Regions from separate parts of the Homo sapiens genome. Here region 2 is linked to region 1. A link is a loop called in an ENCODE intact Hi-C map of the cell type or tissue named here. Cell type or tissue: pancreas. All regions are shown on one strand. Links, peaks and the distances in the headings refer to the core of each region. The heading gives the core; the rest is flanking DNA.

The links. A loop is a pair of places that touch in the nucleus more often than their neighbours do. Peaks named below come from ENCODE experiments on the same cell type or tissue, not always from the same donor. Only the 100,000 strongest peaks of a DNase experiment are listed, where the experiment ranks them.
Region 2: a loop joins it to region 1, with 1.8 times the contacts of the local background. A loop is called at or near these places in 14 of 110 quality-filtered maps.

What each region holds. Positions count from the first base shown.
Region 1 is chr14:103,884,273-103,896,602 of GRCh38, forward strand. No RefSeq gene overlaps it. Among named protein-coding and RNA genes, the nearest start is that of ATP5MJ, 31 kb to the right of the region's middle. In pancreas, for the core only: no CTCF peak of the experiment used is centred there; DNase peaks (open chromatin) are centred at 4,163, 5,409, 6,789, 7,359 and 2 weaker places; H3K27ac peaks cover 4,809 bases.
Region 2 is chr14:103,843,265-103,854,975 of GRCh38, forward strand. It overlaps PPP1R13B (protein phosphatase 1 regulatory subunit 13B), which reads right to left and starts at 4,311. Exons shown (of 17, transcript NM_015316.3): 1 at 4,035-4,311. The coding sequence starts at 4,043. PPP1R13B-DT (PPP1R13B divergent transcript) reads left to right here and starts at 4,457. Exons shown (of 3, transcript NR_038436.1): 1 at 4,457-4,479; 2 at 11,032-11,138. RefSeq lists silencers at 3,821-4,020, 4,191-4,630, 4,651-4,780, 4,801-4,870. In pancreas, for the core only: no CTCF peak of the experiment used is centred there; DNase peaks (open chromatin) are centred at 3,727, 4,367 and 5,067; H3K4me3 peaks cover 2,145 bases; H3K27ac peaks cover 2,723 bases.

The DNA.
Region 1 (12,330 bases), core at 1,877-9,876:
CCAGCCTGGGTGACAGAGCGAGACTCCATCTCAAAAATAAAACAAAATAAAATTAAAATTAAAAAAGAGTCTCAAGATGCCCCCAAAGGACTTGGCAAGTGCCTAGTAATGAGGGCTCTGTAAATGTCCGTTTGAGAATCTATCTCGTCTCAAGATTCTCCTCACTCTCCTTCTCCCCGCACTGCTCCAGCGATGCATGAGCTTGGTCCTTGAAGTTTTTTCTTTTTTTCTTTTCTTGTTTGTTTGTTTTTGAGACAGGGTCTTGGTGTGTTGCCCAGGCTGGAGGGCAGTGGCACCATCTTGGCTCACTGCAGCCTCGACCTACCAGGCTCAAGTGATTCTCCCACCTCAGCCTCTTGAGTAGCTGGGACCACAGGTGCACACCACCACACCTGGCTAATTTTTGTATTTTTGTAGAGACAGGGACTCGTTATGTTTCCCAGGCTGGTCTCAAACTCCTGGGCTCAAGCGATCCTCCTGCCTCAAAAGTACTGGGATTACTACTCAGCCTCCTAAAGTACTGGGATTGCAGGCGTGAGCCACCATGCCTAGCTGGGTTTCTTTACAGAAGAGGGAAGTGAGGTTTAGGGAGGAAAGAGTTTGCCCAGAGTCCCACAGCTGGTCCAAAGCCTGTCCCAAAGCCCATTGTTCTCCCATGGGGCAGCCCCGGTTCTGCCATAATTGCTGTGTGTCCCTGGGTTAATCATTTTCCCTCTCTGGGCCTCCATTTCCCCATCTGCAAAACGATGATGTCTGAGGCCCCTTCTGGCTTGGATGGCTCCACAGTGGACTTTCCTGCCTGGTGGCTGTGGCGGCTCCTGAGGAGGGGGCCCTGGCCTCGCAGGGAGGCCAGTCACCAGCTTCGCTACGAGATCCAGCATGCCAGCCCCAAGCCGGATGCCCTTCATATGGATCCTCGACCACCAAATGCTGCAAACTCTTCATGTTACCGTCCCTTCTCCAGGCTCTGGTTAGAGAACCAGCATTCAGAAAAGCTGATCCAGGACTCCCAGGAAGCACAGTGGGGGGCACCCTGGCCTCTACTCCCCTATCCTTTAAGTAGACTCTGCCCCAGCCTGATGAGGTTTTATCAGGGGACCTAACGGGGACCAAAGAAGGGGCTGGTCTTGGCTCCATCCACGGCCACTAAGGATGGCCCCTTCTCATACCATCTCCCAAATTCCTGTGGCCCAGAGTCCCCCCCATGCCTGCTCCCTGCCAGCTGTCAGGGAGCCTGGGGGAGGTCTCCCTCCGATGGTCCCTCCAGCAAACTCCTGCATGCTCAGGAGCGTCCTTGTCCTCCCACAGCCGAGGTCAGGGCCGGTGGTGCTGACCTCGAAAGTGGCCATGGCCATGCCGCCTCTGCTGGCCTGCTCCAGCGGGCGAGTGCCCCACCCTCGCCTGCAGCCCCAAGGTTCCTGCATGCGGGTGCCTACCTGTGAGAGGGCAGAGGGCAGACCAAGGGCATGGCTCAGCCTGGAGGTGGGAGACTCTGATGGCAGCCACCACAGGGGACCACAACGGCAGGGTAGAGCCCACTGTGGGGGCTCCTAGCCCCTACCCTTCTCCAGGAATGTCCCTGACATGGAGTGGCCCAAGTCTGGACCGGGTCATCCTGTCCCACGGGCTTCAGCCGATTGGTCCCCCAGTGGGCCCTGACTCTAGTTGAGGGTCAGACTCTCCTCCTGAAGCCTGATGGGCCAGGGAGGAGCCCCCGGTTTGTGGGGTAGGTATGAGGAAGGGCCGTAACTGCATTGATGGCAAAATGAATATGTTAAGAGTCCACATACAAACCTTTTCTTCAACCTAAAAGTCCATTTTCTCCTGATTTTAGAATAAGTGAAATCATTTCCATGAGCTTCCTGAAATATCACCAGCCCCGGCACTGAGCTGGCTGTGCCTCAGGGAGACATTGACCTGCCTAGAGGTGGCCCCAGTTTCAAGGCTGCAGACTGGAAGGGTGGGCTCCCCTTTCACCTGGAGACACTCCACCTCCTTCCAGGAGAGTCTTCTTTTTGCCTGAGTTGCGCCCGAACTGGTGTCTGAGTGCTGGTGGCCGAAAGAACTGATAGCCACCGTCCCCCCACGGCTGTGACCTGTGAACCCCGCGGGGCCGTATCAGTTTTCACTGCCGCAGCAGGAACGCATTTCACAATTCACCGAGATTCCCCCCAAGTGAGAGAGACGCGATCCCTGCTTCTGTGGATCCACAGCCAGGGGCGCCAGAGATAAAGCTCAGAATTGTTCTTTTTAAAGAAAACCAGGCCAGGCAAGGTGTTGCACACCCACAGTCCCAGCTACTCGGGAGGCTGAGGCGGGAGAATCGCTTGAGCCCAGGATTCCTGTTTGAGGCTGTGGTGCTCTGATCGTGCCTGTGAACAGCTTCTGCACTCCAGCCTGGGCAACACAGCGAGACCCTGTCTCTAGTGAAAACAAACAAACAAACAAACAAAAAAGCGAGGCAGTCTCCTCTTGATTCCTCCAGCCCACTCCTTCCTCCTCTCTGGTTCCTCTGGGTCTGGCAGGATGCCGTGTGACAGAATGCATCTGGGGGTGGGAAGTGTGGGGTGCAAGACAGACAGACATGTGGGCAGTGGCTGCGGCTAAGCAGAGGCATCCCCAAGGCCGCCCTGCAGCAGAAGGACCCTCTCTGGGGAGGTGTGTAGGAGCCCCCCATTTCATGGTTCTGCCCAGAAAGTGGGATCAGGCTTGGGTGAGAAGCCAGGCCCCATAGAGCCCCTCAGCCTTTACCTAGAACCGGAAAAGAAGCAGGAAGTATGGATGTAAGAATAGACACTCCAGCCAGGCTGAGCAGGACCGGGGGCGGCAGCACCACGCCTTCCATCTGCCTGGAGGCTTGAGGGTGGGCTTCCGCAGGTCCAAGCCCAGCCTGGCTGCCCCCTGCCTCCCTCCCCTTTGCTCTCTGGGTACCTCTGGGCCACCAAGGTGTCTGGGCTGGACACTGTGGAGGGGGCACTGGGATTCTCTGGGGAGAGGGGGGCCAGCCAGGCACCGACTGACAGAGCTGAAACTGGCCCAGTGAGGCGGAGTGGGGGTTGGGGGACCCGGACCCCACACTCTCACCACAGGCCAGGCATCTCCTCTGCCTGGGAGCCAACAGATGGGACCTTGAGGAGCCTGAAGTCAAGGCCCATGAGACTTCCCAGCCAGGAGGGCGTGAGCACACTGTCCGCACCTGAGCCTCCACCTGTCGTGACAGGTACTGCCAGGGCCATGAGACGAAAGCTCAGAGCTCCTGGTGGGAGCTCGGTCTCCCGCCCCATCCAGCTGGAGGGTGGATGGTGCCTTCTCACCTCTGCCCCCTCATCTACCCAGACACGCTGTGCCCTCCTCAGCTGCCTCTGACCTCTAACTTTTCCCTGCCAGGCAGGTGAGACCAAAGGCCTCAAAGGGGCTCATGAATGCCCTCCAGGCCTGGCACCTGCTGTGCACCCACCCTGGCTGCTGCCCTCCCTCCTCTCACCGTCTGGTGGGGCCTCCGGCTCTCCTCCCTCTCCCCTCAGCTCGGGCTGAGCCTGGCCGACCCAAAGGACACTGGGCTCAGAGTTAGGAGACTGGCAGTGCGTTCTGGCCGCCCTGCTGACTAGGCCATCAGGGCCCCTCTGGAGCCTCCATGAGAGAATGGGGTTGGGGGGACCTAGCTGTGCAAACTGTAAAGAGCCACACCCTGCAGGAAGGTCTCTAGGAGGCAGCAGCAGAAACTCCCCAAGCTCCTGCAGGATGGCCCCCGGTGATGTTTGTCTCCTTTTTTCTTTTTGAGACCATGTCTTCCTCTGTCACCCAGGCTGGAGTGCAGTGCCGTGATTTGCAACCTCGACCTCCTGGGCTCAGGTGATCCTCCCAGCTCAGCCTCCTGAGTAGCTGGGACCACAGGTGTGTGCTATCATGCCCGGGTAATTTTTATATTTTTTGGTCTCACTATGTTGCCCAGGCTGGTCTCAAACTCCTGGGCTCAAGTGATCCTCCTGCCTCAGCCTCCCAAAGTGTTGGATTAGAGGCATGAGCCACCTTGCACGTTTGCCTCCTGACCTCAGGTCCCCACGGAGTTGGTCATCTTCTGGGCCTCGCTCAGCCGGTGCTGAAGGTGAGTCATGCTCGATGATGACCTGAGGAGCAGAAGAAGGTGCAGGTGAGTCACCTGAGGGGAACTGGGTCATGACCAGAGCTGTCACCGCTAGGCCAGAGCACAAGAGTGACATCACAGCCAGTGGTCTCCTGGCAGGGACAGGAAGCACCTGCCATGCTTCCCAGCGGCCGTCCCTCTGTCCACCGTCTGTTCCCCGGGGCCTATGCTGGGCCTCACGGCTGAGAGGCAGAGGGGCTGAGGCCCAAGTTCAGGCTCATGGGAATTGCGGGCACAGAGCAGGAGGCAGGGCCATGCCTGGAGCCTCCCTCACCAAAAGCCTCCACTATAAGCCTTTACCACCTTCCAGTGAGTTACACGTGGGGTTCTCAAGTGAAAGGCTGCACTGTGAAATGTAAACTTCCAGGCAGATCATGGTGTTTGATTTGACACGCCCTCCCCGTCTTCTTTTTTTTTTTTTTCCATGACGGAGTCTCGCTCTGTCGCCCAGGCTGGAGCCCAGTGGCGGATCTCAGCTCACTGCAAGCTCCGCCTCCCGGGTTCACGCCATTCTCCTGCCTCAGCCTCCTGAGTAGCTGGGACTACAGGCACCCGCCGCCACGCCCAGCTGTTTTTTTTTTTTTTTGTATTTTCAGTAGAGACAGAATTTCACTGTGTTAGCCAGGATGGTCTCGATATCCTGACCTCGTGATCCGCCCACCTCAGCCTCCCAAAGTGCTGGGATTACAGGCCTGAGCCACCGCACCTGGCCTTTTTTTTTTTTTTTAAACCCAAATCCTCATACAATGCAAATATCTGTGGCATCTAAGGCTCCTGGGAAGCCCCTTAGAGGGTCCAAGCTCCCATGGCTGGGACGAGGGTGCAGGGTGCAGCCAGCCAGCCCCCCCGGGTGGCATTGTGGTAGGCCGGGCCGCAGCCTTGCAGAAGGCTGGTGGGCCCTTAGAGGCCGTGGCCCTCAATGCTCTGCCCCAGGAGAACATGACTCACCTCGTGCAGTGACCAGCTCTGCTCTGCCAGCTCCTCTGTGTACATGGGGGAAATAGGCCGCCAGTGCACACGTTGGTCTGGGACTGAGGGATCACGCATATGGCTCAGTGGGGTGCTGCCTGAGGGCCGGTCCACTCACGCCACCCAGACACCAAGGGCAGGGTGGAAGCAAGGTCTCTTTTTCCTTCCTGGCGGAGGCAGCCTCCACACGGCCTCAGCGGGGGACCTGGGGCAAAGGGCTGAGATTGGGAGAATGGGGGCCCGTACAGCCCCTGGGCAGGACAGTGCACTGCAGTGGAAGCCGAGGAGTGCATGGACTTCTTCAGGGTTCGAGGCTCGGCCGTGGGCGGAACGCCAGTGCCTGTGGTCGGGGTGGTCAGGCCTGGACACGGAGACTCTGATCTCACCGGGAGTTCCCCAAGCCCCGCCCACAGCACGATCCTATCATCTGCTGCCCGCCCCAGCTGGACCGGGGCTATTACATTATTGTTTGTAAAGCGTCCTGTTGTTATTTTCTGATTACCAAGGCGGTACATGTTCACTTAAGCACCGCGTGGGTGGTGGTATTTGCTCCAGTTGGTGGATGGGGCGGTGACTTGCCCAGTTGCAGTTCATCAGCATCAGCAGCAGTGATAGCAAAAAGGATTCAGTCGGTGTCCCTCAGACGCAGCACTGGCAGGGCCATTGGCAGAGACTCAGTGAGCCCCAGCCCCTTCCGACCTAAAGCTGACCACAAATTCGGGTATTTTCTAGACAACTGGGTGCGGCAGCCGGGACCCACCCCAGGCCAGCCTTGTTTCTCCAGCTGTCTCCTGCTGTGGGTCTGGGGATGGGGATGGAGGCGTGGACCCCAAAACTGCTCTGACTGCCTGGAGCCTCCCCAGTGATAGAGGAGGCCACTGGGAGCACAGGGCCCCTCTCCCCGACGGGAAGGCCTCTGACAGCCCATTCTAGGCGGGCTGGGCGCAAGGCTCCTCTGGGGAACCCGGAGCTCAGGCAGGAGGCCTGAAGAGTGGCTGCACTGTGACTGTTTTCCTGGCCCTGATTTTAGGGCTGACCCCTCCCCTCAACACACACCCCACCGTCTCAAATCGTAATATCCAAAGGAGCGTGGGTCACCTCAGTGCATTCTCAGGCAGTCTCACCATGGCCTGCTGATGTGGACGTCACAACCTCATTTGACAGATGAGGAAACTGAGGCTTGGGGTGGAGATGAAGTTCCTGACTCAGTCACACATTGCTAAGTGGCTGAATCTGACTTGAACCTGGTGTCATGTGATGCCAGACAGCCCCTCTGTACTGCTACATGGGCAGCAGGTCTAGGCAAGAAAGTGTCAGCAGCTGGGAGGTGGGAGGGGCGGAGGGTCTTCAGCCCGACCCTGGGCCGGGGCTCCTGTTCTCACACTGATTTGGGATGGGTGGCACAGTGGGGTGCTAGGAGCTGGGACTCTGGCTTCAGATGGCCTGCGGGTCTGAATGCAGGCTCTGCTGAATGCTAGCTGTGCGCCCGTGGGCAGGTCACTTCCCCTCTCAGTGCCTCATTTCCTCATCCTGGAAAGTGGGGAGGATGACCTTGTCTACCTCCTGAGCTGCTGTGAGATTAACTGAGCTGACGTTGCTGGTCTGTGAATGCTGGCCGTGATCCCTGGGCAGGTGGAGTAGGGTTAGCAGCGTCCACCTTGGGGCAAGGCCCACCTGGCCTGGCTCCCAGAGGCCACGCTTCCTGGCCAGGATCCTGAGAAAGGCTGCTCCCTGGCCTGCTTGGAGCTCAGCACAGAGCCTGGCACGCAGCAACACCACCCTGTGTGGCACTGGGGGCTCCTGCCTTTCTTGCCCTCTGGTTCCCACACCCACTGAGGCTGCCCGCAAGCCCTGCCTTCCCACAGGTGCATCAGGGGGAGCCTCAGGTGCCCAGTGTCCACAGTTCTCCAGCGAGTGTCTGACAGATAGGCTCTGCCCGTGAATGCCGGGATCCTGTGAGTCTGGCCTAGTTCCTACACTTGCTTTTCCTGGCCAGGCCTCAGCCAGGACCTATTTCCTAACCTTCGGCCCTGGCCTGGGCACTGGTTCCCTCCCACCTGCCAAGGACGTCTCTGGTCCTAGGCTTCCCCTGTCCATTGCTGGTGTCACTCCGGCCTGCCCAGGCAGCTTCCTCCTCTGCCCTCTAATTGGGCTCTGCACCCTCCCCAGCCTCAGCTCCTGCCACAGCTCTGCTCTCCAGGCCCTGACCCTGTGCACCCGGCACTGCTGTCTGCAGACAGCAGTTCTTCCCGGATGCTCTGGAGTCCCGCAGAGCCTGGCAGCAGGTGAGACCTCCAGGGAGGTTGCCCTGGAACTTGTTTTTCCTGGTGCCCTCCTGGAGACTGCATTCCACCGGGCCTGACATACACCTACGTTCCTCCCAGGTCTCTGGGGAGATCCTCTGGCCAAGGTGACCAGAGCTGGGGAATGTGCCCCAGTCCACGGGGGACCCTGGGAACTGCGCTTTTGGCTGGAGGCTGCACCCTAGGGCCAGGCCCAGAGCAGGGGCTTCTGGGAGCAGTTGCTGAAGGTGCCCACAGGGATGGGTGATTGTGGGCACACTTGGCTGGCTTAGAGACACCGGGGCGTTTGGGTCCAGAGGCAGGCTTGGGAAAAGTCATCGGAAAGGGGCTGGATGCTGGTCTGGGGAGGACTAACGGCAGAACCCCGAGGATGCCGCCGACAGCGCGGGCTCCGAAAGGGCAGCGGGGGTCTGGAGTTCTGATCTGAAGCTCCAGGAACACCCTGCTGGGGTGTTTCAGGTGTTTGAAAAATTCTCTAAGTTATTTGTTTTCTGTTATTTCTTCATGGTTGGGATACCAGGTTCTAGGGCCGCTTTGGTTTGGCTCTGTATTTCATTGTGTGGCTAATCAATTTCGGTCTGACACACTTTCTCTTTTGAAGAAATTATTCATCAGGGTTTGGCGTGAGGAGCACTATTGCAGGATCCTCAGGCATCTCCAAACATTGAGGCAACACTGCGGAAGTGGCTCCCAGTGCCCAGGGCTGGGGGTGAAATTCCCCTAGTCCAGCCCTCACTGCAGCTTCCTGCTGGGCTGCACGCCTCTCCAGGCCAGGGCCTGCCTCGGAGTCATCTCTGACCCAGGGTCCAGCTTGAGGCCAGCATGGAGGAGGCAGCAGCACATGCTTGTTGAATGAATAAATGACCTGGAGTGAGGTGCTGGGGAGACAGGAGTGAGGGCCCAGGCGCGGCCCTCATCGGGCTCTGAGGGTGTGATTCTCCCACACCCTTGCAAGAAGGACTCTATTTTAAACTTTATTTATTTAAAATCGCACAGTAATTCTTGAACGCTCTCATAAAAATTAAAGCATTACCAATAAAATTCAAGTCTATCTTGATCAAGACCCTTTGGTCTTGCCCCTCCTGGTTTGTTTGCCGTCTGCATATTTGCCAGAGTTTTCCTTGTGTGGTGCTGACATATATGAATTCATAATTTTCTGAGGCCCGTGGAAGGCTTGAGCCCAGGAGTTCAAGACCAGCCTGAGCAACATGGCAGAACCCCGTTTCTACAAAAATTGGCGGGTGCCTGTGGTCTCAGCTTCTTGGGAAGCTGAGACAGGAGGATCGCTTGAGCCCAGGAGGCTGAGGCTGCAGTGAACCATGATCACACCACTGCACTCCAGCCTGGGTGACAGAGTGAGAGCCTGTCTCAAAACCCACCAAAATTTGTAGGTTTTTTTTTTTTTTTTTTTTTTTTTTAGCAAGGTAGTCTTGCTCTTGTTTGAGAGGTAGTCTTGCACTCCAGGCTGGAGTGCGATGGCACGATATTGGCTCACTGAAACCTCTGCCTCCCAGGTTCAAGCGATTCTCCTGCCTCAGCCGGAGTAGCTAGGATTACAGGCATGTGCTACCACACCCGGCTAATTTCGTATTTTTAGTAGAGACAGGGGTTTCTCCATGTTGGTCAAGCTAGTCTTGAACTCCCGACCTCAGGTGATCCGCCTGCCTTGGCCTCCCAAAGTGCTGGGATTACAGGCACTGCACCCAGCCTTTTTTTTTTTTTTTTTTTTGTCAGATGAAGTCTCACTGTTGCCCAGGTTGGAGTGCAGTGGCACCATCTTGGCTGACTGCAACCTTCAACAGCTCCCGAGTTCAAGGAGTTCTCCTGTTTCAGCTTTCTGAGTAGCTGGGATTACAGGTGTGCGCTGCCACACCTGGCCAATTTTTTTTTTTTTTTTTTTGGTGTTTTAGTAGAGATGGGGTTTCTCCATGGTGGCCAGGCTGGTCTCGAACACCTGACCTCAGGTGATCCACCTGCCTCGGCCTCCTAAAGTGCTGAGATTACAGGCGTGAGCCACCACACTCGGCCAGAATCTGTAGTTTTATTTGTGTGTGAGTGTGTGTGTCTGTGTGCATGTGCCTGCGTGTGCGTGTTGTAAATCAAGTGCGTTGTGCAGGCATGTGCACATATGTTGTAAAATAAGTGGCATTGCTCTGTCTGTCATCACGTAAGCTGGCTTTCCCATTGGCTACTGGCCCCTGGAGCCCTTGCTGTGTCAGTATGTAGAGATCTACTCTATGACCCATGATAGCTGCAGAGGGTCCCCAGACCACAGTGGATGTCCACCACAGGAACAAGCCTGTTTTGTGGATGAGGAAGTCGAGGCTTAGAAGTTGGGTGACTTGTCAAAGGTCGCCACCCACGGTGAGGGCCAGGTTCTGGGAGGGCTGAGGGGCAGGCATGGTGAGCCAGTTCCGGGCATGAGGCAAGGCGTGGCAGGCCTGGGGGCAAAAGCCACAGCCCGTGTGGAGGGGGTGGGGGGATCGAGGCCTTTGGGAAGCCTGTGGATTCTGGCTGCAGTGTGGGTGTGACACTGAGTGCTCCGGGGACTCCGAGTTATCACCCAGGCACTGGCCAGCCCCACGCTCCCTCCTCCAGGTACTTGGCTCCCTGCCTCCTTGGCCGGCCCGGGCTGGGTAGGTGTGCAGGGCTGGAGGTGACCAGGTCAGCGCTGCTCTCGAGGACAGGCGGAAGCCCCTTCATGCCCAGCGGGCCCGGGGGTGGGGCCAGGCACCACTCCCCACATCTCCCACGGGAGATCATCAGTCCTCACCGCCATACCAGTGTGGGGGCTGGGTGTCCACCCTCTAGGACTTAGGTCAGGACCAGGCACACGTGGGGAAGGCCAGGTCACTGGGCGGGCCGAGGATGCAAGCTGCCGCGCTTCCCATGAAGGCCCTCTGGCCAAGGTGCTAATTAGGGCAGCTTCCCGAGGAGAGGGAAGAGCACCCTGAAGTGACCTCTGGCCTTCCCAAACGCGGTTTCCTTCTGACTCAGTACTGGCCTGCCTGTCAGCCAGAAATCACCCAAGGGCCCCACATGGAGGGCACCTGCCAGGTCATGGGCCTTGCCCCATTCTCCCTAATTGCGCCTGCCTCAGCTGACCCACCTCCAGTCCGAGGCATGTGTCTCACGGATGCCAGGGTGCCCCCAGGGTGGGGGTGGAGAGGCACTCAGGGTGAGCTGAGGGTGTGTCTCTGGTGCCAAGCCTGGCACAGCGTCCTTGGCCTGGTTTCCCCAGGGCTGGCTCCACCTGGCCACCTTATACCCGTCCCACTCAGAGGCCACCAGTGCTCGGTGGCTTAATGGCACCACGGCAGACAGGCTCTGTCTCTGTGTCACTCAGGATGTTTGCATAAAGGGTCCATACCAGGGAAGAGGGATCTTACTCCACAGAGCCATGGTCGTGATCGGAAGGCTGCGCACCCCAGGCCCCCTGCTCTGGCTGTGTGGCTTGGACAGGCTACCTGTGGTCCTGTGGGTTTCTTTTTTTTCCTTTTTTTTTTTTTTTTTGAGATAGAGTCTCGCTCTGTCACCCATGCTTGAGTGCAGTGGTGCGATCTTGGCTCACTGCAACCTCCGCCTCTTGGGTTCAAGCGATTCTCCTGCCCCAGCCTCCTGAGTAGCTGGGATTACAGGTGTGTGCCACCACACTGGGCTAATTTTTGTACTTTTAGTAAAGACAGAGTTTTACCATGTTGGCCAGGCTGGTCTTGAATTCCTGACCTCAGGTGATCTGCCCACCTCAGCCTCCCAAAGTGCTGGGATTACAAGTGTGAGCCACTGCACCCAGCCGTCCTGTGGGTTCCTTAAGCGAAAAAATGGACAGTCTAAGACCAGCCTCACGCGGCTGTTACCTGGACCAGGCAGAACCCTGTGCTCACAGGGAACGAGGTCCACTGCAGGCTCCTGCACTGGAGTGCCGTGGCGCCCTCCCTCTTCTGTCTGAGCCAGCATTGCCTCCCACATGACCCCAGTCCCATCACATCCCGTGGGGTTCACACTCCTGGCCTTCCCAACCTGACTACATAGCTGGATTCTCCCTCCCCTCCCCTCCCCTCCCCCTTTCTTTTCTTTTCTTTTCTTTTTGAGACAGAGTCTTGCCTTGTAGCCCAGGCTGGAGTGCAATGGCGTGATCTCGGCTCACTACAACCTCCGCCTCCCAGGTTGAAGCGATTCTCCTGCCTCAGCCTCTGGAGTAGCTGGGATTACAGGTGCCAGCCACCACGCCCAGCTAATTTTTGTATCTTTAGTAGAGACCAAGTTTCGTCGTATTGGCCAGGCTGGTCTCGAACTCCTGACCTCATGATCTGCCCACCTTGGCCTCTCAAAGTGTTGGGATTACAGGCGTGAGTCAGCCACCGCACCCGGCCCAGGGAGCATTTTATTTTTAAGTGACAGGGTCTCACTCTGTCACTCAGGCTGGATTGCAGTTGTGTGATCATGGCTCACTGCAGCCTTGACCCCCTGGGCTCAAGTGCTCCTCCCACCTCAGCCTCCTGAGTACCTGGGATTACTGGCACGCACCACCCTAGGAATTTAATTTAATCATCCAGCACTGGTCAGCCCCAGGCTCCTTCCTCCAGGCACTTGGCTCCCCATCTCCTCCTCGGCTGGTCTGGGCTGGGTAGGTTTGCAGGGCTGGACTCAGAAAGTTGTATTTTAGCAAAGCTCTCTCCCAGACTTGAAGGTGCAGCCCAGAGTAAGTGCTTGGAGAGCTGTAGCACCCCTTCCAGGAGGATCCGTGAGACGTGGTGAGACCCCAGAGGAGACGGGGGTACCTGTACTGCCATGGCCCCACACTGAGGGATGAGCACTGCCTTTGTGCCAGACGAGGAGAGAAACCACAGGGTGTAGCTTGGCAATGTGGAGACGGATCCCGCCTTCCTTCCAGCCACATGGAGATGGATCTCT
Region 2 (11,711 bases), core at 1-8,000, 43 kb before region 1:
TGTGGAGGCTGGGGCACGAGAATCACTTGAATCCAGGAGGCAGAGGTTGCAGTGAGCTGAGATCCTGCCACTGCACTCTAGCCTGGGTGACAGAGCGAGACTCTGTCTCAAAAAAAAAAATAAATCATGCTGAATCAAGGCAGTTTTCATCCTTTCTATAATCTAAATTGGGCTTTCCATTTTTACTAAAATTCTTACTTCTATCAAACTTGTAAATGCTTTCAGGGCCAGATCTTAGGGACTAAACAAAAAGTATTATTTAAATGGTACCATTTTTTCCTGGGAAAACATTTTTAAAATGTCATCCATTGATAAAAAGGTGAGTGACTACCAATAACAACAACAAAAAAATACTATTTTCATAAGGGAAAATTCCAAAATATAATTTAGTTTAGAAGTGGAAAGGACGGCAGAGCGCAGTGGCATACGCCTGTTATCCCAGCACGTTGGGAGGCTGAGGCAGGCAGATCACAAGGTCAAGAGATCAAGACAATCCTGGCCAACGTGGTGAAACCCCATCTCTACTAAAAATACAAAAATTAGCTGGGCGTGGCGGCGCACGCCTGTAGTCTGAGCTACTTGGTAGGCTGAGGCAGAAGAATCACTTGAACCCAGGAGGCAGAGGTTGCAGTGAGCCGAGGTCATGCCACTGCACTCCAGCGTGGCGACAGAGCAAGACTCCGTCTCAAAAAAAAAAAAAAAGTGGAAAGGCCAGGTGCAGGGGCAGAGGGGTGGCTCACACCTGTAATCCCAGCACTTTGGGAGGCTGGGGCGGGCAGATCACTCAAGCTCAGAAATTCGAGACCAGCTTGAGCAACAAGGTGAAACCCCGTCTCTACTAAAAATACAAAAATTAGCCGTTTGCCGTGGCGTGTGTCTGTGGTCCCAGCTACTCGGGAGGCTGTGGCATGAGAATCACTTGAGCCTAGGAGGCGGAGGTCGCCGTAAGCTGAGATCGTATCATTGCACTCCAGCCTTGGCAACAGGAGTGAAACCCTGTCTCGAAAAATAAAAAAAAAAAGAAGGTGGAAAGTCACAGCACTTTGTACGACAGCAAATAGAAGACTTCTACAGAGATTTGATTGTGTCAGATGAGAATTTGGCCACTCACTCTCATTTATTCTCAACAGCTGAGAGACTGGGCACTGTAGTACACCATGTGATTAATTAAAAGTTACCACATGGCCGGGCGCAGTGGCTCATGCCTGTAATCCCAGCACTTTAGGAGGCCAAGGTGGGCAGATCACCTGAGGTCATGAGTTCAAGGTCAGCCTGCCCAACATAGTGAAACCCTGTTTCTACAAAAATACAAAAATTAGCCAGGCAGGATGGAGGGTGCCTGTAATCCCAGCTACTCAGGAGGCTGGGGCAGGAGAATCTCTCGAACCTGGGAGGTGGAGGTTGCGGTGAGTCAAGATCATGTTGCACTCCAGCCTGGGCAACAGAGTGAGACTCTGTCACAAAAAAAGAAAAAAAGAAAAAAGTTACCACGACATTATATACTAATTGCCAATTTTCAAATAAAATAAAATATACTCTAAGCCTATGTTGTCCAATATGGTAGTCACTAAGCACATGTAGCTACTGAGCACTGGAAATGTGCTAGTCTGAGCTGAGGTGTGTGCTGTAAAATGCAAACTGTCACCGGATTCACACCAGATTTCAGACACTTAGTACCAGAAAAAATGTATAATATCTCATTAGTGGTTTTTTCATATTGAATACGTGTTAAAATAATATTTTGGATATGCTAAGTTAATAAAAGGATACTACTAAAATTAGTACTTTTTCAACTTGTTTCATGTAGTTACCACAAAATTTAAAATTGCATTTGTGGCTTGCTTTACATTTTTATTGGACAGTACTGCTCTACACAAACTGCAAAATATGACCCAACGTTCCTTTGATTCATCATCATCATGATGAATACCAAATATACAATAAATCGAGAAAAATCTTATTTACATTTTTGGATAGTTTAAAATATTACCAAGTAAGAATGGCATTTCTGAAAACTCCTACTAAATTTACAACCAACTCCAACTGTGTTAATAGAGGAAGGACTCAGTCCTACAAGTAGTATTTTTAGGGATCAAAAAGGAAATACAAAAGTAAAAGCCATACATGAGAGTCTAAGAGAAATACCATCTGTTTCTAAAAGGCATTTTTAAACAAAAGCGGTGTTTTAAACAGGTAATAGACCTGTTTTTTTAAAAAACAGTATTTTATTGTTTTGAGAAATCCGAAGAAATGCCCCAATTCCCAGCTAAACAAACCTCTTAAAAAGGAAACCTGTGAAGGTAGGAACTCAAAACTCTACTCCCGTGGAATAGAGGTAAGATGTCTGAATGAATCATATGGAAAATGTAAGCCAAGTTTCTTAGCAGGATATTTATAATTAAACATTATACAACGACGAAGCCAGCCAAAATTTTTCTAGATATCCTTCAATGCCACCACAGTATGAATGCATCAATCAACTATTACAGGATTTAACTAAAACTACTTTCAAAATTCTGAAACACCATAATGCCTTTCATCAAAATCTAGCTAGTGAGAATTAGGGAGGGAAGTTTCCAAATGCCTTATCTTATAAAGTTAGAAATTGAAAATTCAAAGCCATATTAAGAATAATAAATATTTGTATGACATTCTGTTCAACCATCACTTTTGGATACATCATCCTATTTGATCCTCAGGACAGCGCTCAGATATTGGTACATTTTTATCCCTACTTTAGAGGTAATTCCAGGCTCAAAGACCTTGACTTCTTCAAGGTCACATAGCTAAAAAGTGGAAGAACCAGCGTTTCACCCCAGATCTTCTGATGCTCATCCAATTCTCTTTCCATTACAAGACAATTATTCATTTAAAACCAAATGTTTAGAAACCCAACAAGTCTGATGCTAAAGAAAGACCTAAGGATCAAGTAGATCAAACCTTAAGACTTGGAAAACGCTGAAAGCCGGCTACAAAACATGCTGGAATCCGTTAAAAACGGGGAGAAGAGATTATCAAGAGAAAGGAAATCAAAGAGGAAGAAGGGGGATCTAATCTAAATGTCCTTGGGTGCAGCATAGCAGAATGGCAATATTCAAGTAGAGAATGCAGGGAAACTGCACTTTCCTGTGAAATGTGATTTTCAACGTAGTATTGTAGGTTAAAAAAATGACTGTGTTACTTTACTATAAACGTGTTTGAGAATTTTACTTACGATATAGGCGCTCAGAAAACCAATACCTCTCCAACTGGGTACAACCAGTCCCACATTTTTTCATAAGTCATGATGCTTACCTCCCAAAAAGCCAATTTTTAAAAATCAGAATTCAGCATCCCCTCCTATTCAGATTATAGGTAAAGGGAAGGGTCGGTAGGACGATGGCAAATCTAATGGCCAATGTCTTTCTAGGCGAAAGCATCCTTAAGGGCAGGACAAAGACACCACCACTACAAACGAACCTCGTTCAACCTTCAGAACACGGAGAACAAACCAGTTAAAGCAAAACGAACCAACATTGCAGATACGGGAAAAGGGAATTCCTAAGATGGCTCTCCAAATCCGTGCACTCGGCACCTTTCCTCAGTACAACCGCGAAGGCTACGGGAATGCGCCTGCAGAGTGTGGGAACTCCGGGCGCGGGTGCCCACCCCGCCGACTCCCAGGGCGACCCCAGAACGTTCGTTTCAGGCGGGTCACAGCTGCGCCACCCACCAGACCTGTGCCCCAGCGTCCGACCGCGCACCTGAGAGGACCGAGGAGATGACCGGCCCCAAATGCATCTGCTTCTCCCCGCGGCCGCGGAGGCCGAGCAGGAAGGGCCCGCAGGCGGCCCCGGCCCCGCGCTGACAGCCCGGCGCCGCCCCCACCTGCCCGCCTGGGGGGCGCCGCGGCCGGGCGCGCCCGCCCAGCCACTTCCTTCCCCGCCCGCCCGGCCTCGCACCGGCCCGCGGGGGCTGGGAGCCGCGGGAGGAAGGAGGTTTGGCCAGCGGCCCGCGGAGGAAGCCGCCGCCACCTCCCGCCCGCCCTCACCCACCGGCATCATCGCGGGGAGAGTCCGCGACGCCCTCGGCCGCCGCCTGACAGGACGCTCCGCGCCGAGCTGTGCCCACCGCTCCGGCCGCCTCCTAAGGCCGCGCTCCCGCCGCCGTGCTCTCCGGCCCGGCCGCGGCGAGGCGGCAGCTGCGGCGGGCTGCGGGGCTCTCGCTGGCCCTGTCGCGGCCGCCGGCGCGCTGCGTCGCTGTCCCGGGCACCCGGCCGCCGCCGCCGCCGCCTCAACCTCAGCCTCAGCCTCAGCCCCAGCCCGACAGCCTGCGGCCCGCCCGCCCGGCTCGCTCTTCAGCCCCCGCAGGCCCCGCCCCCAGCGCGACGCCCCGCACGGGTCCCGTAGCCCCCTCTGATTGGCCCGGTGGGAGCGGGGGCGGGGAGAGGGGCGGGGCTTCCCGGCTCCGCCCGCTACCCTCGCTCTCAGCGGCGGCCAGGTGCGTGCGCGTCCGCGCTCCCGGCGGCGGGGGAGGGGCGGACGCGCAGTGGGCACCGGTGGCCTCCCCCGCCCTTGCGTGAGCCCCGACTAGGGAAGACCGCGGACGGTGGGAGGACTGAGGCCCGACAGGGAAGGGCCGGCCCGGGTCCCGCAGCGGATCACGGCAGGGCCGGGACTCGAACCCGGGCTCCCGGGGGCCGACTGTGGGCCGGGAGCGTCCCTGCGGCGACGGCGCGCGCCCGCACTCTGACCGCGGCCTGACCCCCGGCTGCCGGCGCGCCGTGGGGCTGCGGCCCAGAGGCCAGTGGGAGGGGCGCGGGGGGCCCCCGGAGCGAGCATGTGACCCGAGGCCGCGCGCTCGGAACCAGCCCCGGCCCGACGCCCTTGGCTGGCACCTGCTTCTCCCCCACCGGCGTCTTCCGCGGCTCTCGGGGCCGCGCCCCCCGCACCAGCTCCCGAGCCTTGGCCTTCGCCCGAGCGATCTCCCGCCTAGAACCCCGCGCCCACCTGTGCCACCTGTGCCCACCTGCGCCAGCATCCCTCGAGGTCCAGCTCCAGCGTCCCCGGGGAGGGTCCGGTCCTCGTCTCCAGGGCCTGGGTCTCTCCCTGCAGTCCCGTCTCCAGAGGCGCCGCCCCCTCGGGCCTGAGCGCCGGAGTGACAGAGCCCTGGGCAGGGCCCTGAGCAGACCCTCAGTAAAGGCTGCCAGGGGGGTAGGCACCCGCTCGGGGCCCCCCACATGGTGCCATTCGCCCGGACCGCGGCGGAGAGCAGACAGGGGGACTGAGGTGCTCCCCGCGGCAGCACCGAACTCCCACGGGCATCAGAAGGCAAGGTCTGCGGATGGCCCCAGACACAGAAGGCGTAAGCCGCCCTGGGAAGCGCCGGCCCAGTGGAGAAGGCCGCCGCGAGGTCAGGGTCAGTCTGGAGCCTGTCTGGTTCTCGGAGAGGCTTCTGGCTGCTGCAGAGTGGGGGCAGAGCAAGGGAGGAGGCCAGGGAGCTCCCACCAGCCCATTCCTGGGGAGCCACCCCTGTCCCTCAGAGGCCACGGGGGCTCGTGTTTGCGAGTGTGGACTTTCCAGTTAGACAGACTTGGTTCAGCACCGCCTCCGCCACACCCTCGCCTGGGATCCTAAACAAGCCGCATCTTCTCTGCATCGTAGTGTGCTTGTCTCTGTGATGGGAGAGTGTAGGGATAATAGTGCCTGCCTCGTGTCAAGAGGCTTTTTCGGATGCGAGGGATGGAAAGCGCCCAGCACAATTTGTGGCACGTGGTAGCTGTTCCATAAATAGCATTCTGTAGTTGGGCCGTGATTAGCAAGGAGGCTTAGTGTACAGACGTCCCTGGGATTTTTAAACCTATCCACACCTGGGCATGAATGGCTAATGACACCCCTCTTCTGGGAGCAGAGTTTGGAGAGAAGAGGAGGCTCTAGATAATGAGTGATCCTAGGCTGAAAGTCAGAGACATACTTAAGTTCTAATTCTAGCTGCTCTGCTTCTGACCTCCTGTGGGGCCTTAGGCAACTTGCACTCCTTCTCTGGGCCTTGGTTTCCCCAGCTTTGACAGCTGATGTCCCTGAGTCACGAAGGGGTACTTCTGGCCCACGAAGCCTGACAAAGGACAGGTTTTGCCAAGGCTCTTCAGAGAGGTGCCCCCCGGGGTAAGGTGATCCAAATGAGCCTGCTCTTCCAGGAAGGGAAGCATTGGCACAAGGGCTCCCCTCTTGCCTGCAGGACCTGTGGGCACAGACAGTGGCAGCTACCGTGCCTCACACCAAAGCATCCTATATCCTCCAGGTAAGGGTCCATTTGAGGCAGGCTGGTCAGCTCCCCCTCAAGTCCTTCCCGCTGGTCCCCATCCTCCTCTCCACCCAGCCTGCCACCTCCAGGCATCGGCCCATCACCTCCCACCTGGACCAAGCTCATTCATTATAAGCCCACTGCTCTAGCCTCCACGCCCCCACCATTCCCAACACGCCCCTGCCCTCCATCTTCCTGGAGCACACACGGCCCAACCCTGTAAAGCCCTTCTGTGTCTCTCCATTACACAGACCAAAGTTCACGAGCAGCCCATCAGGAATCGCCGTGAATGTTGTTAATGTGCAGTGGCTCACGCCTGTAATTCTACCACTTTGGGGGGCCAAGATGGGAGGATTGCTTGAGGCCAGGCCAGGAGTTCGAGACCGGCCTGGTCAACACAATGAGATCCCCCCATCTCTAAAAAAAAAAAAAAAAAAAAAGGAATCACCAGTAATGATGGGATATAGGCATTAAGGTTACGGAAGAAGATGTCCATATTTTTTAGAGATGCATCCTAGCATATGTAAGGGGTCTGCAATTTGTTTAAAAACAATTCAGCCAGAGGGAAAGAGAGCCAAGCAATTAGGAATAACTGAAACATACGTGGCAAATTCTTGATAACATTTGAACCTGGATGGTGGGTATGTTGGGGTGCATTGTACTTTATACTCTATGTTTGAAATATTTTATGTTAAAAATGATTAAAGGGGCCGGGCGCGGTGGCTCACACCTGTACTCCCAGCACTTTGGGAGGCCGAGGCGGGTGGATCACGAGGTCAAGAGATCAAGACCATCCTGGCCAACATGGTGAAACCCTGTCTCTACTAAAAATACAAAAATTAACCGGCCGTGGTGGCGAGTGCCTGTAGTCCCAACTACTTGGGAGGCTGAGGCAGGAGAATCACTTGAACCCGGCAGGCAGAGATTGCAGTGAGCCGAGATTGTGCCACTGCACTCCAGCCCGGCAACAGAGTGAGACTCCGTCTCAAAAAAAAAAAAATGATTAAAGGGGCTGGGCACGGTGGCTCTGCTTGAAATCCCAGCACTTTGGGAGGCCAAGGTGGGTGGATCACTTGAGGTCAAGAGTTCAAGACCAACCTTGCCAACACGGTGAAACCCCGTCTCTACTAAAATACAAAATTAACTAGGCGTGGTGGCATACGCCTGTAATCCCAGCTACTCGGGAGGCTGAGGCTGGAGAATCACTTAACCCAGGAGGCAGAGGTTGCAGTGAGCCGAGATTGCGGCACTGCACTCCAGCCTGGGAGACAGAGCAAGACTCCATCTCAAAATAAATAAATAAATAAATAAATAAATAAAAGCAAGGCATGGTGGTGCTCACTTGTAGTCCCGGCTCCTCAGGAGGCTGAGGCAACAGGTTCACTTGAGCCCGGGAGATGGAAGCTGCAGTGAGCCAAGATCACGCCACTGCACTCTAGCCTGGGCAACATAGACCCTGCCTCAGGAAAAAAAAAAATAAAGATTAAAGGCTGTAGATTAAAGGCTGGGCATGGCTGGGCATGGTGGCTTAAGCCTGTGATCCCAGCACTTGGGAGGCCAAGGCGGGCGGATCACCTGAGGTAAGGAGTTTGAGATCAGCCTAGCCAACATGCTGAAACCCTGTCTGTACCGAAAATACAAAAATTAGGCCAGGTGCAGTGGCTCACGCCTGTAATCCCAGCACTTTGGGAGGCTGAGGCAGGCAGATTGCTTGAGGTCAGGAGTTCGAGACCAGCCTGACCAACCAGTCTCTAGTAAAATACAAAGTTAGCCAGGCGTGGTGGCACACGCCTATAATCCCAGCTACTCGGGAGGCTGAGGCAGGAGAATTGCTTGAACCCGGGAGGCAGAGGTTGCAGTGAGCTGAGATCGCGCCACTGCACTCCAGTCTGGGCAACGGAGTAAGACTCTGTATCAAAAAAAAAAAAAAGTTATCTGAGCATGATGGTGGGCGCCTCTAATTCCAGCTTATCGGGACGCTGAGGCAGGAGAATCTCTTGAACCCTGGAGGCGGAGGTTGCAGTAGTTGAGTTTGCCCCACTGCACCCCAGCCTTGGTGACAGCAAGACTCTGTCTCAAAATAAAAAAATAAAAGGCTGAGCATGGTGGCTCATGCCTGTAATCCCAGCATTTTGGGAGGCCAAGACAGGAGGATTGCTTGAGCCCAGGAGTTCGAGACCAACCTGGGCAACATAGCAAGACCCCCCCCCATCTCTATTTTAATTTAAAAAAATTAAAAATGATTAAATACTCTTAAAACAGATAAAAAGTCCCTTTAGGGAGGACATTAGTATATATTCATATTGGCATAAATACATTCTGGAAGAATCCAGGGAACACTAATAAAGTGATGACTGCACGTGGGAATGGGAACTGGGTTGATAAGGGGCAGAAATCAGAGTGAGGCTTTTCACTATTAGTTTTTGAAAAATAAACTTTATTTTTAGAACAGTTTTATAGAAAAATTGCAAAGAGTTTGAAATACAGAGAGTTCCCAGATACCCCTTTCTCCATCCAGTTTTCCCCATTTTTTAACATCTTACATCAGTACAGTACATCTGTTACAACAAATGAACCATTATCTATACGTTAGTATCAACTCGGGTCCATACTTTTCCCAGATTTCCTTAGTTTTTAGCCAGTGCCTTTGTTTCAGGACATCACGTGGCGTTCAGTCGTCATGTCTCCTTGTCTCCTTAGACTCCTCTTGGCTGTGACAGTCTCGGCTTTCCTTGTTTTTTTTTTTTGTTGTTGTTGTTTTGTTTTTTTGTTTTTTTTTTTTTGAGACAGAATTTTGTTCTCACTGCCCAGACTGGAGTGCAATGGCGCGATCTCGGCTCACCGCAACCTCTGCCTCCCGGGTTCAAGTGATTCTCCTGCCTCAGCCTCCCGAGTAGCTGGGACTACAGGCACCCGCCGCCACGCCTGGCTAACTTTTGCATTTTTAGTAGAGACGGGGTTTCTCCATGTTGGTCAGGTTGGTCTCGAACTTCCGACCTCAGGTCATCCGCCTGCCTCAGCCTCCCAGTGTGCTGGGATTACAGGTGTGAGCCACCGCTCCTCGCCAGCTTTCCTTGTTTTTTATGGCTTTGACAGTTTTGAGTGCTTGTCAGGTATTTTGTAGACTGTCCCTCAGTTGAAATGTATGTGATGTTTTTCTAATGATTACACTGATGTTATGAGTTTGGGGGAGGAAGACCACAGAGGTACGGGACCATTCTCATCCGATTGTATCAAGGATACATATGATCAGCATGACAGTGCCATTGACGCTGACCTTCATCTCTAGGCTGCTGTTGCATTTCATGTTTGATTTTTGAATCAGGTGACTATATTACTAAATTACAATAACATGTTTTAAAACTTGACTGGGCATGGTGCCTCATGCCTATAATCCTAGCACTTTCAGAGGCTGGGATGGGTGCCTTGCTTGAGCTCAGGAGTTGGAGACCAGCCTGGGCAACACGGCAAAATCCCATTTCTACCAAAAATACAAAAATCAGCCAGGTGTGGTGGCATGTGCCTGTGGTTCCAGCTACTTGGGAGGCTGAGGTGGGAGGATTGCTTGAGCCCAAAAGTTTGAGACCAGCCTGGGCAACATGGTGAGACCCCATCTCTACAAAAAAATTTTGTGTTTTTTGTTTTTAGTTTTTTTGTTTTTTCAGACGGAGTTTCACTCTTGTCACCCAGGCTGGAGTGCTGTGGCACGATCTTGGCTCACTGCAACCTCCACCTCTTGGGCTCAAGCGACTCTTCTGCCTCAGCCTCCTGAGTAGCTGGGATTATAGGCATGAGCCACCACGCCCAGCTAATTTTTGTATTTTTAGTAGAGACGGGGTTTCACCATGTTGGCCAGGCTGGTCTTGAACTCCTGACCTCAGGTGATCCACCCACCTCAGCCTCCCAAAGTGCTGGGATTACAGGCATGAGCCACCGCCGCCTGGCCTCTACAAAAATTTTAAAAATTAGCTGGGCATAGTGGCAGGCGGCTTCGGTCCCATCTTCTCAGGAGGCTGAGGTGGAAGGATCTGCTTGAGCCCGGGGGTCAAGGCTGCAGTGAACCGAGATAACACCAGTGTACTCCCACCTGGGTAACAGAGTGAGACCCTGTCTCAAAAACAAAATAAAACAACAGCAACAAAAAAAAACATGCCTAAGACCCGTATTGGTTTGCTAGGCCTACCATAACAAAATACCACAGACTGGGTGGCTTAAAAAAACAGAAATTTATTTTCTCACAGTTTCGTGGTAGTTTTCTGGAAGTCCAAGCTCCAGGTGCTGCAGGGCTGGACTCTTCCAAGACCTCTTGCCTTGGCTGGCAGATGACCACCCTCTTGTGGGCTCCTAACATGATCTTTTGCTGTGTGTGCACCTGCCTGGTGTCTCTCTTTTCATAGGTCATAGTCACATTGCATTAGGGCCCAGCCATAGGACTTCATTTTACCTAATTACCTGTCTGAAGACCCTACCTCCAGGCCCTTGTCCACCCACCTCCCTGTGTACGAGAAAGCACTCTGTGTATCCCTCAGAAAGGAGTGCTTCCTGTTCTGTTGAAAATCAAAGCCTTCTTCTGCAGCATTTCCCCAGATCGCCCAGGGATGACGCATCTCACCACATTCCTCCAGACTGCCCAGACCTGGGTCACGCATCACAATCTGCCACCTTGGAGCTGTCTATGTACCTGTTGCCCCAGGGGCCAGCAGGCTCCATGAACAGGTGTCGCCTGGTTTCTTCCATGTACCCACCCAGGTCCAGGCCCTGGTGACACAGCCTTGAGCAAAACAGTGAGGTCCCTGTCCTCACAGAGTTTGTATTCCGGCCAGGCAAGAAGACGATAGACAAGAACACAAATGCTGGTAAGTGTATTTTTAACAATAAGTCCAGGCCGGGCGCGGTGGCTCACATCTGTAATCCCAGCACTTTGGGAGGCTGGAGTGGGAGGATCACTTGAGGACAGGAGTTAAAGACCAGCCTGGGAAACATAAGGAGAGCCTGTCTCTACAGCAAAAATACAAAAAGTAGTCAGACGTGGTGGAGTGCTCCTGTAGTCCCAGTTACTTTGGGAGGCTGAGGTGGAAGGATCGCTTGAGCCCAGGAGTCTGAGGCTGCAGTGAGCTGAGATCGCACCACTACACTCCAGCCTGGGCAAAAGAGGGAGACCCTGCCTCAAAATAGTAATAACAACAATAATAATAAAGCCAGATAATGTGACAGAGACAGCTGCCTCTGCCAGGGAGTTGCAGGCTGCAGGAGCAGGGAGGGGGAGGAGCAGGTAAGGAAAGTGCTGGAGGCTATGGAGGGAGGTAGGGTCAGGCTTCAGTTTGCGGGCTGTGGCGGGTCTGGATTTTGTTGGCCCTGAGGGCAGAGGGCCTTCCCTCTGGTGTTTCCAGGGGAAACTCTTTCTGACAGCTGATTTACAGTCTTAAGCT